Regions from separate parts of the Mus musculus genome. Here region 1 is linked to region 2. A link is a loop called in an ENCODE intact Hi-C map of the cell type or tissue named here. Cell type or tissue: gastrocnemius. All regions are shown on one strand.

Region 1 (8,000 bases), 64 kb after region 2:
ATGATCAATCTCTATTGTCAATTTGACTAGCTTTAGAAGCACCTAGGAGTCATATCTTGGGGCACGTGTGAGAGAATTTCCAAAGAGGGCTAAGGACAGACAATTTAACCTAACTATAGGTGACACCATCCAAAGGACTGGGATCTCAAACTGAATGGAGCCAGGCGGTGGTGGTGCACGTCTTTAATCCCAGCACTCGGGAGGCAGAGGCAGGCAGATTTCTGAGTTCGAGGCCAGCCTGGTCTACAGAGTGAGTTCCAGGACAGCCAGGGCTACACAGAGAAACCCTGTCTCGAAAACAAACAAACAAACAAACTGAAAGGAAAGGGGGAAATAAGATGATTAAGTGTCCCTCTCCTTCCCATTCGTCACTTTAGCTGCAACACAACCACCAACCTTCCCCACTTTCCCCACCGTGACGGGACTGTACCCTCGAACCATGAACCTAAGTAAACCCTCCCTTCCTTAAGTCACTTTAGTCAAATATGTATTAAAGCAATGAGAGAAGCAATATATAGGTTATGTAACCAAGTAACTGAGCTACTAGGAATTTCACAGAAATTCCTCCACCAAGCAAGCGAGAGCCAGAGAGGGAGAGAGCAAAGCAAGAGTGCGCGAGAGCGAGAACAAACGTGAGAGCGAGATAATGGGTCCATTGTCATACCCTTAAACCAAGCTGGCCTTGAGATGTGGTGGTAATATTTGTCTCAGCCCAAAACAATGTGAGCATCTGACTGCCTAGACAGTGGGAAAGGCCCAGGGTACCTGCTAACCAACCCACCATCCCCCAAAGCCTTGCTCACTGCCGGGACTCCTAACTAGGTCCTCCTACCACGTGATCAGAGAACCTCTGCAGACAGAGCTCCGCTGAACAGATCTACGACCAGTAGCTGATTTTCTTCGTGGCAGCTCCCAGGTAGTTTCCAGGTACTTACTCTAAGGCTCTAGGCTCATAGGTTTGAATACTTAGTCTCTAGTTTTGGTGGCTGTTTGGAGAAGACTAAGAAGTGTGGCCTTGCTGGAGGAAGTATGTCACTGGGGGCTGGCTTTGAGGCTTCCAAAGCCTCTAGCCATTCTTGGTGTTGTTAGCTCTCTCCAGCTCCTGCTTGTGAGACCTGAGCTCTCAGCTGTTCCTGCCACCATGCCATCGCTCTACCTTTATGGACTCTAACCCGTCAAAACCATAGGCCCAAGTAAATGCTTTCTTTTGGTCATGGTATTTTCTCACTGAAACAGGAAAGTAACTAAGACATCGAGTACATGCATTGAACCCCCAGCAGGTGCACTTGGCTCACCAGATAAGATGTTGAATCTTTGTGCTCCGGTCCCAGTCCTCTGCTCAGAGCTGGGGGTGCTCATGGGGTACCACTTAGCGCTGTATAAAAGTAAAGTTGAGCTGGGTGGTGGTGCACGCTCCTTTAATCCCAGCACTTAGGAGGCAAAAGCAGAATGATCTCTGTGAGTTCGAGCTTAGCCTGGTCTATAGATCGAGTACCAGGACAGTCTGGGCTATGCAAAGAAACTCTGTCTTAAAAAAAAAAAAAAGAAAGAAAGAAAGAAAGAAAGAGAGAGAGAAAGAAAGAGAGAGAGAGAGAGAAAAAGAGAAAGAGAGAAAGAAGAAAAAGAAAAGAAAAGAAAAGAAAAAGGGAAAAACAAAAAAAACAAAGAAAAAGGAAAAATAGAAAAAGAAATGAAAATTTGATTGGTGAGCCCTGAGGAGCCCTTGACTATAGATGGGAGGTCCAGGGGTAGGAGGTAGGGGGTGGAGGGCAAGAGTCTAGCTCTTCAGGGAAGGAACACTGGGCAGTCAGGCCCCAAAGAGCTACAGCCAGGAAGGTAACATTTCTGACAGTCAAACCCAGAGCTCACCAATATGGCGAGTCTTGCTGAAACCCCCTAGCATGGCTGCAGCCATTTTGTCCCATAACTGCCAGCTATTTCATACTGTTGCCAGTCACTGATGCAGAAGAATAACTTGACTCAGAGCAGGGTCATGTGACCCCATACCCTGTTATGTTATGTATATTATGAAGTTTGTTAATATTAAGAAATTCCACAACTATAAGCTTCATGTAGGGCCCATCAAATTAAAGGTCAACATGAACTGTTATGCCTAAAATACTTGAGTCAGGCAGCACTCGTTCCAGCACCTGGGTATGAGCTCATTGTGGTTTTGTGGTTTTAACCTTTATAAACTGACATAGAAAAAATGTTTAGAGTCATAGCCTCAGCCCCCGAGATCTGAGCTACAGCCCTAATAGATCAATCTTAGGGTGTGCATTCAATACACCATCTGCTGGTGTTGTATGGACTCCACCCCGACAGATACCTGGCAACAGCCAGGTATGCCCCACCCCACTGTTACTTGGCAACAGCCAGGTAGGCCTGGCCTATAAAAGGGGCTGCTTGTCCCCTCCTCTCTTACTCCTGCTTCTCTCCCTTGCCTCTTGTCCCCTTGCTCCCCCTCTCTCCACATTCCCTTCCCCCCTCTCTCCACATGGCCGCCTCCCCCTGCCTTTCTCCACCTCTGCTACCCTCTTAACTCCCCTCCCCATGCCCTGAATAAACTCTATTCTATACTATACCAGTGTGGGTCTGGTCTCTCAGGGGGAAGAAATGCCTTGGTATGGGCCCACTGAGGCACCCCATCCCCCCACACCTCGCCAGAACATATCGTAATAGCCCTTTCTCTTTTTATGATCACAACACTGTCCCTGTCTGAATGAGATCGGTGTTCATGTGGTTTGTGGGGTGACTCTTAGACCATTCTCACTAGCCAATTTGCTTGAGAGAATCTCATCCTAAGTTTCTGAGGTTGGAGTTACAGGCAGCTGTCCCACCCACTCAACATTTGCATGCGGTCTGGGAGTCTGAACTCCAAGCTTCACATTCACACAGCACTTTGGTTGCTGAGCCATCTCCCCAGGACCCAACACTCCACTGCTATCTGGCTAATATCACACATACCCAGTTGGCACAAACAGTGGGCATACTGGACCTTCCTTGCTAGGTGTCTTCTGTCCTACCCCTCCTCAGAGGTGGTCCTCATCAGATTGGACTGTATTGTTATCTGCCTCATCCCTTCAACCAACTCCCTGACAATAGCTACATAAAAAGGAGAGTCTTCAGGGCGTGGCGGCAAACGCCTTTAATCCCAGAATTTAAGAGGGAGAAGCAGGTAGCTCTCTGGATTTGAGGTCTGGCTGGCCTATATAGTGAGTTCCAGATCAGCCAGGGCTATATGGTGAGACCTCCTCTGAAGTGAGAGGGGTTACTTTCACTGAATTCTAAGGGATGAAGTCCATCTTGGCAGGGAAGGTTTAGTCCCAGGTGCCGAAGCAGCTGGTTACTTTGTGTCCACAGTCAGGAAGCAGAGAAGGGCCTGCTTTCTCCCTTCATTTCAGCCTGGCTGTTAATTAACCTGATCTAGAAACTCCCTCATACGGGTGCCCAGAGATTTGTCTCCGGGGTGATTCTAGATCCTATCGATTGACAATCCATAGTAACCATCACTAGGACCCTTTGTCAGATGCCCCCTACTGTGCGCCCTTTATTCCTCCTCTTCCTCCTCAGTCTGCCTCAGCGACTTTTTTTCATAAATATCATCTTGTGATCCAGCCACTTCTTCCCTTCTCCGGATCCCTCCCTGGCCCCTCTCTAGGGGCTGAGTGTCTTTCTACCCCTGTTCCCTGTCTTGGCTGAATGATTGAGTGTTTTAATTTGTTTCCCAGGCGCAGTCTCTATGGCTCTGCTCTCTGTAATTCACACGGCAGCAGTCTGCTGGGACGTGTATAAAGTCAGTACTGAGAGGGCTCAGAGACGTGAGACACCAAAGAGCGGAGGGACAGGGAGAAGCGCAGGAGCCCCGCCCGAAAGAAAGGCTGGTGCGGGCCGGCTTGGAGCAGATCAAAGCAAGCAGAATGCTGGCTGCAGCGGGAGGTGGGGGGGGGGGGGGGGGCAGGAAGTTCTGTTACAGACAGGGCTGCAACTATCATCAGAGAAGCTGGAGAAATGAGGCTGCCTCTGACCCCTGCATTCTGGCCAATTACATAAAGCCCGGTACTTCTAAACAGCTCCCCTGATGGTTCTAGAGCTCACTCAGGACTACAAACAACAGGTTCAGCGGCAGACCTACAGGGAGAGGGAGAGAAAGGACTGTGAGGTGACCACATCTCCCTTCAAGCCCACACAAATATCCGGACACTGTGGTGGAAGCCCTGGGTAAGGGGGCTTGGTCCTAAAGAAGAGTCTTCGTGCAAAACTAGAATTCTGGGGTGGGTGTGGGCTGCTGCTTAGATGTCCCACAGAGGACCCAGAGTGAGGGACACCTCCACAGGCTGGTGTCTTTACCACTTGCTTTCCCAGTGTCACCTCCATGATCCTAGCTCTTCAAGTCCTCCCTGATCACAAAGACCCTGCAAGAATAGCAGCTCCTAGTCATTTCACAGGCAAAAGCAGAGTGCCTACTGTGTTCTCTCAGAAGAGGAGATGGAGACCTACAGGGTGCCAAGCTCTCACTGCGCACAGAGGGTGAGCCTGGAGTCGGTCTCTTTATATGGCGCATAGGAAACTAAAAGCCTGCTACTGCTGTTAATCAGCCCTGGGTCTACCAAAGAGCTCGGAGGTAATCCGCAGGAAGGTGGCCTCTGAGCTGAGGCTTCCTGGAGCTCTCGGAGTCTTTCACCGCCCTTCATCTCTCTGAGTGTCCCTTGAGCATACCTCAGCCTCTCTCTACAGGGAACTAGGCACCACTGCAAATTGCAATGAGGTTCTCAGCTGGAAGAGTATCTTATACCCCAGGCAAGCCAGAGCCTAGGGCAATGACCTGTAAACAGATTCCCTCACGGAGTGGTTGTTGAACTGGATAAAATACAATGGTGCTTTTGTGCTTTTTGTTGGGGGAAGAAACAGAAGGAACAAAAAGTCTTGCCCAGGGCCCTCCACCTGCCATTGTGGCCTGGGTTCCACAAACTCGGGAGCTCCCTGTTAGCATTTTGTCTAAGCTCCGCCCCACAGTTACCTGGCAACAGCCAGGTGTGCCTGACTCAAGGTAAAAGGGGCTGCATGTCCCCCATCTTGATCTTGCCTTCCTGCTCCCACTTTCTCCCCCTTCCCCCTGCCGCCAGTGCTCATGGCCAGCCTCTACTCCTCTACTTCTCTCTCTCTCCCTCCCCCTTTCTCTGCCTCTACCACCCTCTTAACTCCCCTCCCTATACCCTCAATAAACTCTATTCTATACTACACTGTGGTCGTGTGGCTGGTCCCTCAGGGAGAAGGGATACCTTAGCATGGCACCCCCTCCCCCACACCTGACTACACATCCACAAAACATTCCTCCTCTCTGTCTTTTTATAAACACATCACTCCTAGACACTGATAGACAGAACACAGAGAGCTGAGATGCCACACCTCTGGCCACTAGGAGCTCTGGTGCAAGTGACCGGGTGTTGAGAAGACTGAGGACTGCTGTGGTGCACAGCCATGAGCCCAGGAATTTGTGTGAGGTGAGCAAAACAGCTGCCAACCTTGCGAGGACAGCTAGGGGCCGGAATGGCTTGGATATCCTGGCAGACAGACAGGGGTCTGTGCATGGGGACCAGCACCATGGATGTACACACACAGATGTACATCCCTGAGGGATGATGGATGCAGAGTGAATGAAGGAGGCTGGAGAGGAGGCACACTTCAATCCTGCAGCCATATGTCACGATTTCACTGTGTTGGGAACATAGATGAATACATTTGTGTCTTCCCACAGTGTCATAATAAACTCACCAGCTATGGAAGTGTTGTTGGCAGCAATTTGCCAAGTAGCTCTCTCTCCTTGCTATGCAGCCAAGGGAAGGACAGGTTCTTTTGTTCCCATCGTAACTAATATAAACCCTCAGAACACACATGACACATCAGACAGTCAACAGACGGACAGACGTGTAGGTTAAAGAATGGCTACAATGAGTTGACAGAGTTTCAGAGAGGCCAAACTTAGAGGCAGCAGTGGGATGCTGCTAAGAATGTGAAGGGAATTTCCATGGGAGACCAGGTAACCAACCAGGTTTGGAGTTCTGCTAGGTGCTGCTGTAGAGTCAAGTTAGCTGGAGCCTGTAGAGGTGAAGGGTTGTTGGACCAGATCCAAACAAACAAAGGAATGAATGGGTAGGTGGATGGAATGAAAAGATGGAGAGAAGAAGGAAAGAAGGAGCCAGGTGGTGGTGGCACACGCATTTAATCCCAGTATTTGGGAGGCAGAGGCTGGTGGTTCTATATAAGTTCAAGGCCAGCCTGGTCTACAAAATATGTGGCCAGGACAGCCAAGGCTACACAGAGAAACCTGACTCAAGAACCTCAGGATGTTCCCTAGCAATTCCAAATCCAGACAAAGTAATGAACATTAACCATTGAACTCTGTGACTCGTTATCATCATAAATACATTGCGGATCTATTCCGTGTGGTCCTGAAAAGCATCTGTGGGAGTACAACCCCATCTCTGCGCTCCTATAGCTTACAACCTGTAAAGGAGAGAGAAAAAGAAAGATTGAAACAACCACGTTCAAAGAGGGCTGTGACGGACCTGCCCCTCAGTTCCTGTCCTTCTGACCCCTAAGTCTTCCCTCCCCCTCAATCCACTGCCCAGTCCTGGCCCAGGTCACCTCTCTCTAGGACACCTCCACGAACCTCTCTCTGCCTGCAGCCCAGCAGCTCTCTCCCTTCTTCTCCAGCTACCAGAAAACAAAGCTCAGTAACCAAGCCAGGTGGGTCACACTGCATGGGTTTCCTTCACCAGCCGTCCTGTCAGGATCTCAGGATCTCTGGTGCCTTTCCAGAGCAGCGTGAGGGGGGACTGTGGGTGTACATTGGACACCATCTAGTGGACATTAGGGTAATTTATTTCCAGGCTACGGAAAGATCTCGGAAGGCTCCAAGTCAATCTTCCTAGTTTCAAAGATGGCTTGTTTAGCCATATTTTAGGAGAATTTTGACTTGACTTCATTACAAGATCAGTGTGTCAAAGCCTGCTTCAGGAGCCAGACATAGGGAAGGGCAGATAGTATGATGCTGAATGCTGCCTTACCTCCAACAGCCTTTCATCAGCACCCTGGATGCAGGCTCGAGGCTGCTAATCAGCTGTCGGTTGCCCCTGCAACTTTTGGGCCTGTGGTGAGGTAGAAGCTTCATGGTAGAGATTACATGGATCACAGCAAGGATGTGAAAGAAGAGCAAGTCCTGCTATCCCTTGAATGGCATGTCCCTTCAAGAGCGTGACTACAGGGCTGGTGAGATGGCTCAGTGGGTAAGAGCACCCGACTGTTCTTCCGAAGGTCTGGAGTTCAAATCCCAGCAACCACATGGTGGCTCACAACCATCTCAACCATCTGTAACAAGATCTGACGCCCTCTTCTGGAGTGTCTGAGGACAGCTACAGTGTACTTACATATAATAAATAAATAAATATTAAAAAAAAAAGAGCATGACTACATAACCTAAGACCTCCAACTTGGCCCTACTTTTTTTTTAAGATTTATTTATTATTATATCTTATCTTAAGTACACTGTAGCTGTCTTCCAACACTGCAGAAGTGGGATCAGGATCAGATCTCATTACAGATGACTGTGAGCCACCATGTGGTTGCTGGGATTTGGACTCAGGACCTTCAGAAGAGCAGTCAGTGCTCTTAACCACTGAGCCACCTCTCCAGCCCCTTGGCCCTACTTCTTGAAGGTCTCACCACCTCTGTTGTGTAACAGTTTCCTGGGAGATTGAAGCATGCCATCCCAGTGGGGAAGCTCTTTAAGCAGGAAGGTAAACAACTCAAAATAGCTTCAGGAAGTTCCTGAAACTGTGTGGATCTACCAGGCCCCTCCCTGTCAAAATAAGCAACAAAAGCTGAGAGCCCCTTCTCAGACAAAGCAAAGAAAACTCTGATACCAGACCAGCTGCCTGGAAGCAGCAGAAACCAGCAGCCCTGCCTGGAAGAAGTTTTAGACCAACTGAGGCACCTGC
Region 2 (8,000 bases):
AGTTTCCCTCTTTGTTGCAAAAAAGAAAAAAAGAAAAAAGAAAAAGAAAAAGGAAGAAAGAGAAAAAGAAAGAGAAGAAAAGATAAAAGAAGAGAAAGAAAAGAGAAAAAGAAGGAACTTGCAAGAAAGGGAATTTCCAGCAGAAAGAAAGGCTCTTTGTGTCAGTGGTCTGAGCAGTTTCTAAAGAGTGGATGCTGTAGGGAGCGGGAGGAATGCATGGAGCCACGGAATGAATTTTCCAACTACCTCTCTCAAAAGAATCCTCTAACAAACCAACCCCACCCCAGGAAGAATTAACTACTGCTAAAACTCTATGTCCCTGTTTCCCTCCTAACACCGAGCAAATTCCGTTTATATTAATTCTCCTACACAGGCACTGTCTTGGCTGCTTGATGCATCTGCACATCCCCAGTGCCTGGCGCGGGTGGGCGAGGCCTGCTTTGGCCCAGTGGATGGCTAGATGGATCAGAAGCAGCAGTCTGAATATTCAGATGGCTCTCGAGCTTTGAGCAAGCCAGAAGGATTAGCATATGCAGACCTGAGCCAAGAGAGGACTTCCAGGAGCTGGGACTACCCAAACCAGTCCCTAGCCAGGGCAGTGGAGGTAGCAAGGAAAAAATACTCTCAAGGTGTGTGGTCTGTGGAGGACTCCACTGCAGGTACAGAGATGAGGAGCACTCAGAAGCAGAGGCGCCAGTGTGCCAGCTACCCCACCCAGGAACGAGACAAACGAGGCAAAGCAGAGCGTGGTGGTATATAATCCCAGCATAGGGAAGGCTGAGGCAGGAGTACTGCTTTGAGTTTGTGGCCAGACTGGGCTCCTTAGCAAGTACCAGGATAGCTAGAAATACATGATAAAACCTTATCTGAAAAAGTAAAAAGAAGTATGGGAGAGAGAGAGAGAGAGAAGAGACGAGACAGGCAGAAAGACAGACAGAGTCACAGGGAGCAGGACACCATGGACCCGTTTCTAGCATGTTTTCTGTGATCAGCCTTGTGCTTTGACAGCTCACATTCCATCAACCCAGTCTCCTAAAGGACCAAGCATCCCAGACTTACAGATCAGAAGCCCAACCTACCAAGAGCCTGGGATCTCCCACTCCTTGTGGGTAGGTGCCAAGGCCTGCACCCCCAGGAAACTATGCAGTAGCAACCGAGGTGAGTACTGAAAAATGCCTGAGCTGAAAAAGCACTTTTCCACATTTCATATTTCTTGGGTAGTTTGTCTCTTTCTATCCAAGTTTCTTAGAAAGGGGTGTGTGTGTGTGTGTGTGTGTGTGTGTGTGTGTGTGTGTGTGTACTTTATCAGTAAAGAATCCGACAGGATTCTGATCTACAAATGGAGCTGTGAAGGAGAGAACGCTAGGTCTGTGGGGTAAAGTTTTAGAGGCAAGCAGAGTAGATGTGATCATGGCAGCAGGCTCGGGGTATCTGGTGTTTCACAGGGAGGACATGCTCTGGTGCATCCTGAGCCAGTGGCCCTGGCTGCCTCCTGGGGCTGGCTTCCCACAAGCTCACTTCTGTCTCCAGCAGCGCCTCAGTGCTCTCCTGCCCACCTAATTCTTTGTTTCCTCAAAGCCTATGTCAGGATGTTGTTATTTCAACACTTATAATTCTAACAGCATGCACCCCGCGCGCGTGCCTTGTGGCCTTGATATTCTCAGGGAGACAGACAGGTGCTCTCTCTTTACTCCAGTGGGTGGACATTGCTGACACATGGAAATTAACAGCAGCTTGCCACCCTGCAGTAGTTTAGAGTTTGCCTGAGGACTTGGACGGTGAGGCAGGCTGCTAGAGACCTCACTCAGGGGATAAGCCCAATTAAAGGCTCTGACTTTCTACTCAGATGGGACTCCGCAGCACAGCATCCCTCCTGGACTTAAGAGTCCAGGCAAAACCAACAGGTCCAGTTTGAGTGGGCGTGGCCTTCAAAATCACCACAGATGAGGTCCCCGCTGGGCCCTCCAGGAGCAAGGCCGTGAGAAAGGCCAAAGTGAAAGGAAAGGCCACTTCTAGTTGACCTCTGCTTTTGGGAACTTTGCAACCATGTGCAGGCAACTAGCTGGCTGGCAGCAGCAGGCTCTCTGAAGAATGCATAGGATGCCTGCTTCTGCAGCCCTGCACGCTGCCGAGGAGGGCGCCTCCGTCTCGTGTGCAGGGTCCACCCGTGGCAGGAGATCAAGTTGGAAGTGGGGGAAGGGCATGCAGGCAGAGATGGGTGCTGGAGAGAGGCGATCAAGAAAGCTCTCATTCTTTAACTTTATTCACCCTTAGGCACTATTTTGGGACAGCAGTGGCTTTGGGGTGTGTCCAGACAGCCAGAGCCTAATACAGACTTATCAAGGCTCACTCTTCGCTTTCTTACCGGCTCACTTCTGGTCACATGCAGTCTAAATACACATGCATGCAAACGGAATAATAAAATCACCCCTTTCCGTCGGTGTACTGCGAAGTGTCAGGCAGAAAAGCGGACACCAGGAAAAGAGACTCTGGCTAAAGAACTGCCACCTCCACAGGCTCTGCACCGCGTGAAAGCGTGACCTGATGCAGTGTGTCTCCTGAAACTGTGTGTCTCCCTTCCCCCAGCTCAACCGACTTCCCAGACTCCCTGGAGCCTGGTCAACCCCATCACAGCCCTGAGTTCTTCCTGTTCGGCCTCCTCTCCTCCCGAAGTAAAGGGATCACAGACGCACTTGATGGGGAAGAAGGGCCAAGATTCCACTCTTCTGGACAGTAGCCTAGCCTGGAGCCAGTGAGCCGTCGGGTCCCTGCTTGGGACTCCAAGATTCTCTGTCAATTTCATAGCTCTTCTCTGCCTGGCCACCTCGCTTGTGGGTCGGAGACCCCCCCAGCGTGGTACCTCTTCTCTAGGATGCCCACGCCACAGGCTTCAGCCACCTGCTAGATACCAACCGTGGGAGCACAGCCTGAAGCTGGTGGACACATCCACGGGTCTCAGCCAGTGCCTACCTCTGCCCTGCCTGGTCTCCATCAGGCAGCCCAGGTCGCAGGGACCGCAGGGGTTAAAGGGGTCACAAGGGTCGCCCACACACACACTTCTTACCCAATCCCGGCACGAAAGTGTTGAGGAAGAGACAGATGACAGCCACCGGGAAGGGCATGTAGGGGATGGCGGCGCGCAGGGGCCCCTTCTTCTCGCGAACCTGCACGACCACCCCGCTGGACGACGATGCCCCCCGGGGATCTGCCGCTGCCACAGCCGCCGCCGCCGCCGCGGTCTCGGCGTCTTTGTGCAAAGGCTCCATGGCTGGACGCGCTCTCCAGGAACCCTGCAGCCGCCCGGGGCACCAGGGCAGACGGCGGCCGGCTGCGGGCTCCTGGCAGCGCGCTATGCGCCCTTCTCAGGAGGCCAGTGCGCTCCGGGTGCTGCGAGGCTGGCGGAGAAGCCCGCCCTCCCGCGCTCCACGCCCCCACTCCGGGCGGAGGGCGGGAGGGGCAGCGTGACACTCTGTGACAGCGCTCCCTCGCCCCTCCCCTCCGGGCCCCTTCCCCGCCCCCTCCACACCTCTCTGCAAAGCCCTTGGTTCACCAGCAATGGAGACCCCAGCAAGGGAAGAAAGCGCAAGGAGAGCGCAAGGATGCTGGTGGTCTAGGTACCCAGAGGGATGGATGTGCCTCACCCTCCTAGCACAGGTGAACTGAGAACCTCACTCAAGGTCCTGGAGAGCTGGGCGTGCACTAGGCTGATTCAGTTGGAAAAGCCTCAAGGTTGAATCTCTCTTCTGGAGTGTGCATTTAATGCTAGGGAGGTGGGGGCTAGGGACGCTTGAAGCCTGAAACCTAGAAACACTTTGCATTTCGAGTCACGGAGAAAAAGCAACGTGTTTCGAGTCACAGATGCTGATAGGACTGGAAGCGAGAAATATAGCTTACAGCTTTATAAACCCATGCATGTCTGCAAGAGATGTTCCCTTCACGCGCCCACACACACACACACACACACACACACACACACACACACACTGTCTCACGTATAAGTTCACACACATAGAAACGAAAATGGAAAGGAATGCTTGCTTGAGGGAGCCACGGAGCTGGTAGTGGGAACCATGCCCTGACCAGTGTGCTGCTGCGGGACATCTGGGCCAGTTATGACTACCTGGTGAAGATGCGGTGCGCCCACAGCGCCCCCTGGTGTTAACGATGCACCGGTGGGAATAAGCGAATAGACTTGGCAAGAGTCCAAACCAAGAGCCTAATTCAGTCTTTTCAATAAGACCCTTCATCTACTCCGATGAAAATGACCTCCTCTAGCGGGGCACGTGCTTCATGGCTGCAATCCCATCCTTGAGAGGTGTAGGTAGGAGGCTCTCTTCCTATCAAATTCAAGACCAACTTGAGCAAGACTACACTTCTAAATAGATAAATATTTTAAGTCTACAAGGTAGCCTGCAGGATTGTAGTCATTACAATGATAGTACCGCAGAGCCAGTGACAAATTGGCTGGGATATGCTGAAGGTTCGAAGGTTCTGGGACTGGGACCTTCCCATGCATCCAACTGTAGGGGAGTTATCAGTCACTAAAGCCCCTCCCAGAAAGTGATGCAGGTCAAGATTTAATGGCCAACAGAAACTACTTGTAGGTATGTTTTATTTTAAATGTTTATCACAGCATCCTCTGTTGGGCAGCATCCCAAACTCTTAACCACATTCAATGCCTGCCTTAACTGTACAAAGCACTACATAGTACTGTGTTTTCTAGATGGAGCAATTAAAGCATAATCGTCCATGATAATGTGGAGCAGGTGATCTCTTTCCAAAACCCATATGCATAAATGACATTTCATCTAAAGATCCCGAAACTAACCTCCATTCTATGAATTCGCAGAATACCTGGATCTCTTTTGGGTTCCCTCTATCATTATTTGTCTCTGAGGAAAATGAACCCAGAGAGGGAAATAGATTTCTATTTCCCCAATTTCCTGTGGCTATCTTTGTGACACCCAGACAGAGCCATTGTGGGTGCCAACACATGGGAGCCTATGATAGCAGGGGGAATCCAGACCTGCAGTAAAGCTGGGCCTGGAGCTGCTAAGGTGGGTAGGAAACAGGTTAGTGCTGGGGGCGGGCAGAGGAATTAGGACTTTATTGTCTGGGAATCGCTGACATTTTAAGTGGACATAGGGCCTCATACGTGTTCTATTTATTCCTACAATGTAACAAGTGACCCTCGAATTGATCAGCTTGACATGGCCGGATTTTGGTTTGTATGTTTTTGTTTTGTTGTTTTGAATGATCATACTCTACGGTGAGAACATAAGAGAGGCGGCATTTCTCCCTCCATTGTCTGCAGATCTGCAGCTGGGAAACTCAAATGGCTGGTGGCTGGAACAGTGAGGACCACAAGATCCACTTCTAAAAATATTCTCTGGTCAGTGGCATCAGGGAGAGAGTTTGAAAGCTGGTTGGCCAGGGGTAGTCCTTCATGCTACCTCCATTGTCCACGTGACCTGGAGGTTTTTACATTAAAATATGGCCGCCAGTTTCTAAGTGAGAACTTGCTGAGAGGAGTCATCCTGAGAGTAGAGACTGCAGAACCATAATGAGTATCACCGCCACTTCTCCAAAAGTTACACAGTATCCTTCTGCATTTCTCCCTTAGGCATTCAACCAGCGACCCACCCAGACTTAAATACAGAGCAGCCCTCCTCTTAATGGAAGAATGAGAGCCCAGGCTTTAAAACCAACAGTATGACTATATCAGCTGAGAAGACCTCTTAGCCAAGTGAGGAGGACGGCTAGTGAGGATCAGGTCACGTGCCCACAGGAACTGAGGTGAGATGAGGACTCTTCTTGACCTACCAGCCCAGAGAATGGGAGAGACAGCTTCCAGATGCTAATTGGGCAGAACGAGCAGACAGAACGGAGCTGCTGTGTTTGAGCGCACATTGCTCTCTTTTCCGTTGGCTGTGATCAAACGCCTGACATAAAGCAACTCTGGCACGAAGGTCACATTTTGACTTACAGTTTAAGAAAAAACTAACCCGCCATCCATCGTGACTGAGGGAAGGCATGGCGGGAGGATCACGAAGCAGCTTGTTACCCCGTTTAGCTGGTAATTGATTACCCCAGGGCCCACACAGCTCCACGAGCTCACTTCACTCTGCGTGCCCGTCGTCCTCTTCCCACTCTCCTTGGAGTCTCACCTTGCCACACCCTGACCCATTTTTTTTCCCTCCAGCTTTTAGCTTCTGTTCCTTTTCTATAACAAGCTAGCCTCACTCAGCCAATTACTTGCTGGCCCACTTAGCTCCTAATAAATCTATTAAGCTGTAATCAATGCTCAAGCATCCTTGAGACCAACTCTCTTGATTAGACCTGGTGGTGATTAAGTGTGAGGGTCTCTGTAATTACCACTGAAAACCTGAACAATGAGTCAATTTGTTTGGCAGGGGGAGAAAACAGCTCATCTAGCCAGGCCCTGCCCATGGAAGTGTCTGCCATCCTTCTCCTGCGCCCCAAAGGCTGAAGATCAAGATCGTAGTAGCTTCCAAGGAAGCAGTCTTTGAGATGGATAAGGAGCCTGCAGAATTCTAACTTCATTGCTGGTGTGTTGGTCAGTTTCCTATCACTGTAGCAAAACACCTGAGGCACTAAGTCTGTAAACAGAGTTATTTTGGCCTGTGGTTTCAGAGGGTCCAGTCCATGATCCATTGGCCCTGACATCTCCCCTTGTGGTGGAGACTGTGGTGGGGGGCATACTGGCTAAAGAGAACAGAGAGGATGGAGTCCCACAGTCCTCTTTGGGAACATAACCCCTAATAACCTAACAAATCTGACAAGTGTCTTCCTCTTAAAGGCACCATTACTGCCCTGTAGTGCCAAGTTAGGGACCAAGCCTTTGGTACAAATGGGCATTTAGGGAAGATTGTAAATCCAGTAGACAGTGGTTCATGTACAACCACACAACAGTGGCACAAGCAATATCCTATAAAACGAAGCAATGAAGAACTGAGAGCATAGTTCAGCAGAGTGCTTGCTTAGCATGCATAAAGCCTAGGATTTGACCCCAGTACCACATAAGCCCAGCACAGTAGCACATACCCATAGTCCCAGCACTTGGGAGATTGAGGGAAAGAAGATCAGAAGTTCAAGACTATCTTCTCTGATGCAGAACGACCAAGACCTGCCTGGGATACCTGAGACCCTGACTGAAAAAAATAAAATGAAAAATAAGAAAAGAAAGCAACAACAAAGATTTCTGAGACAACAGGTGCCAGGTGGCACCCGCAAGTCACCGAGGATGGCTCAGCAGAGACTAGCATATTAGTGAGCTACATTCAAGCCTGGCCCTGCAGCCCCTCTGGGAGACTGGGTCCTTCAGCCCCTAACCAGCATCCCTGACCAGCAGCTTGAGCTGTCCAACACAGCTCCCCAGCCCTTCTCCTACCTCATGAGGCAGCAAGCTAGCCCCAGCTGCTCTGGCACGGGTTGCGTGGTCCCCGGCTTCCTGTGGTGACACATGGGGACATAAAGCTCTGTTATTCTGGCAGGCACCACAGACTGGTCTCTCAGCATCTAGTTCCTGGCGTAGGTTGTTTTGTTTCTCTCTTAACCACCCAGCACGTATGTCAGTACCTCTGTGTCTTGGCAAGGTGGGGGAAGGGTGCTGCTATGCAGCAAAGGGAGCCAGGGTACACAGGGGTAGCCAGGATGCTCAAGGATAGCCAGGATGCTCGGGAGTAGTTAGGATGCTCAGGAGTATCCAGGATGCTCAGGGGTAGCCAGGGTGCTCAGGGGTAGCCAGGATGCTCAGGGGTAGCCAGGGTGCTCAGGGGTAGCCAGGATGCTCAGGAGTAGCCAGGGTGCTCAGGGGTAGCCAGGGTGCTCAGGGGTAGCCAGGATGCTCAGGGGTAGCCAGGATGCTCAGGGGTAGCCAGGGTGCTCAGGAGTAGCCAGGATGCTCAGGAGTAGCCAGGGTGCTCAGGAGTAGCCAGGATGCTCAGGGATAGTCAGGATGCTCAGGAGTAGCCAGGATG

The links. A loop is a pair of places that touch in the nucleus more often than their neighbours do. Peaks named below come from ENCODE experiments on the same cell type or tissue, not always from the same donor. Only the 100,000 strongest peaks of a DNase experiment are listed, where the experiment ranks them.
Region 1: a loop joins it to region 2, with 4 times the contacts of the local background. A loop is called at or near these places in 16 of 42 quality-filtered maps.

The regions. Positions count from the first base shown.
Region 1 is chr1:180,544,161-180,552,160 of GRCm38, forward strand. Gm31986 (a long non-coding RNA gene) reads right to left here. Exons shown (of 4, transcript XR_001779573.2): 2 at 7,071-7,151; 3 at 6,394-6,507. Among named protein-coding and RNA genes, the nearest start is that of Parp1, 21 kb to the right of the region's middle. In gastrocnemius, a CTCF peak has its summit at 6,869 (motif pointing left); DNase peaks (open chromatin) are centred at 3,862 and 6,794; H3K4me3 peaks cover 628 bases.
Region 2 is chr1:180,480,064-180,488,063 of GRCm38, forward strand. Stum (mechanosensory transduction mediator) reads right to left here and starts at 3,441. Exons shown (of 4, transcript NM_001081227.2): 1 at 3,065-3,441. The coding sequence starts at 3,266. In gastrocnemius, a CTCF peak has its summit at 4,155 (motif pointing left); DNase peaks (open chromatin) are centred at 457, 1,961, 2,124, 3,233 and 2 more places; H3K4me3 peaks cover 1,899 bases; H3K27ac peaks cover 607 bases.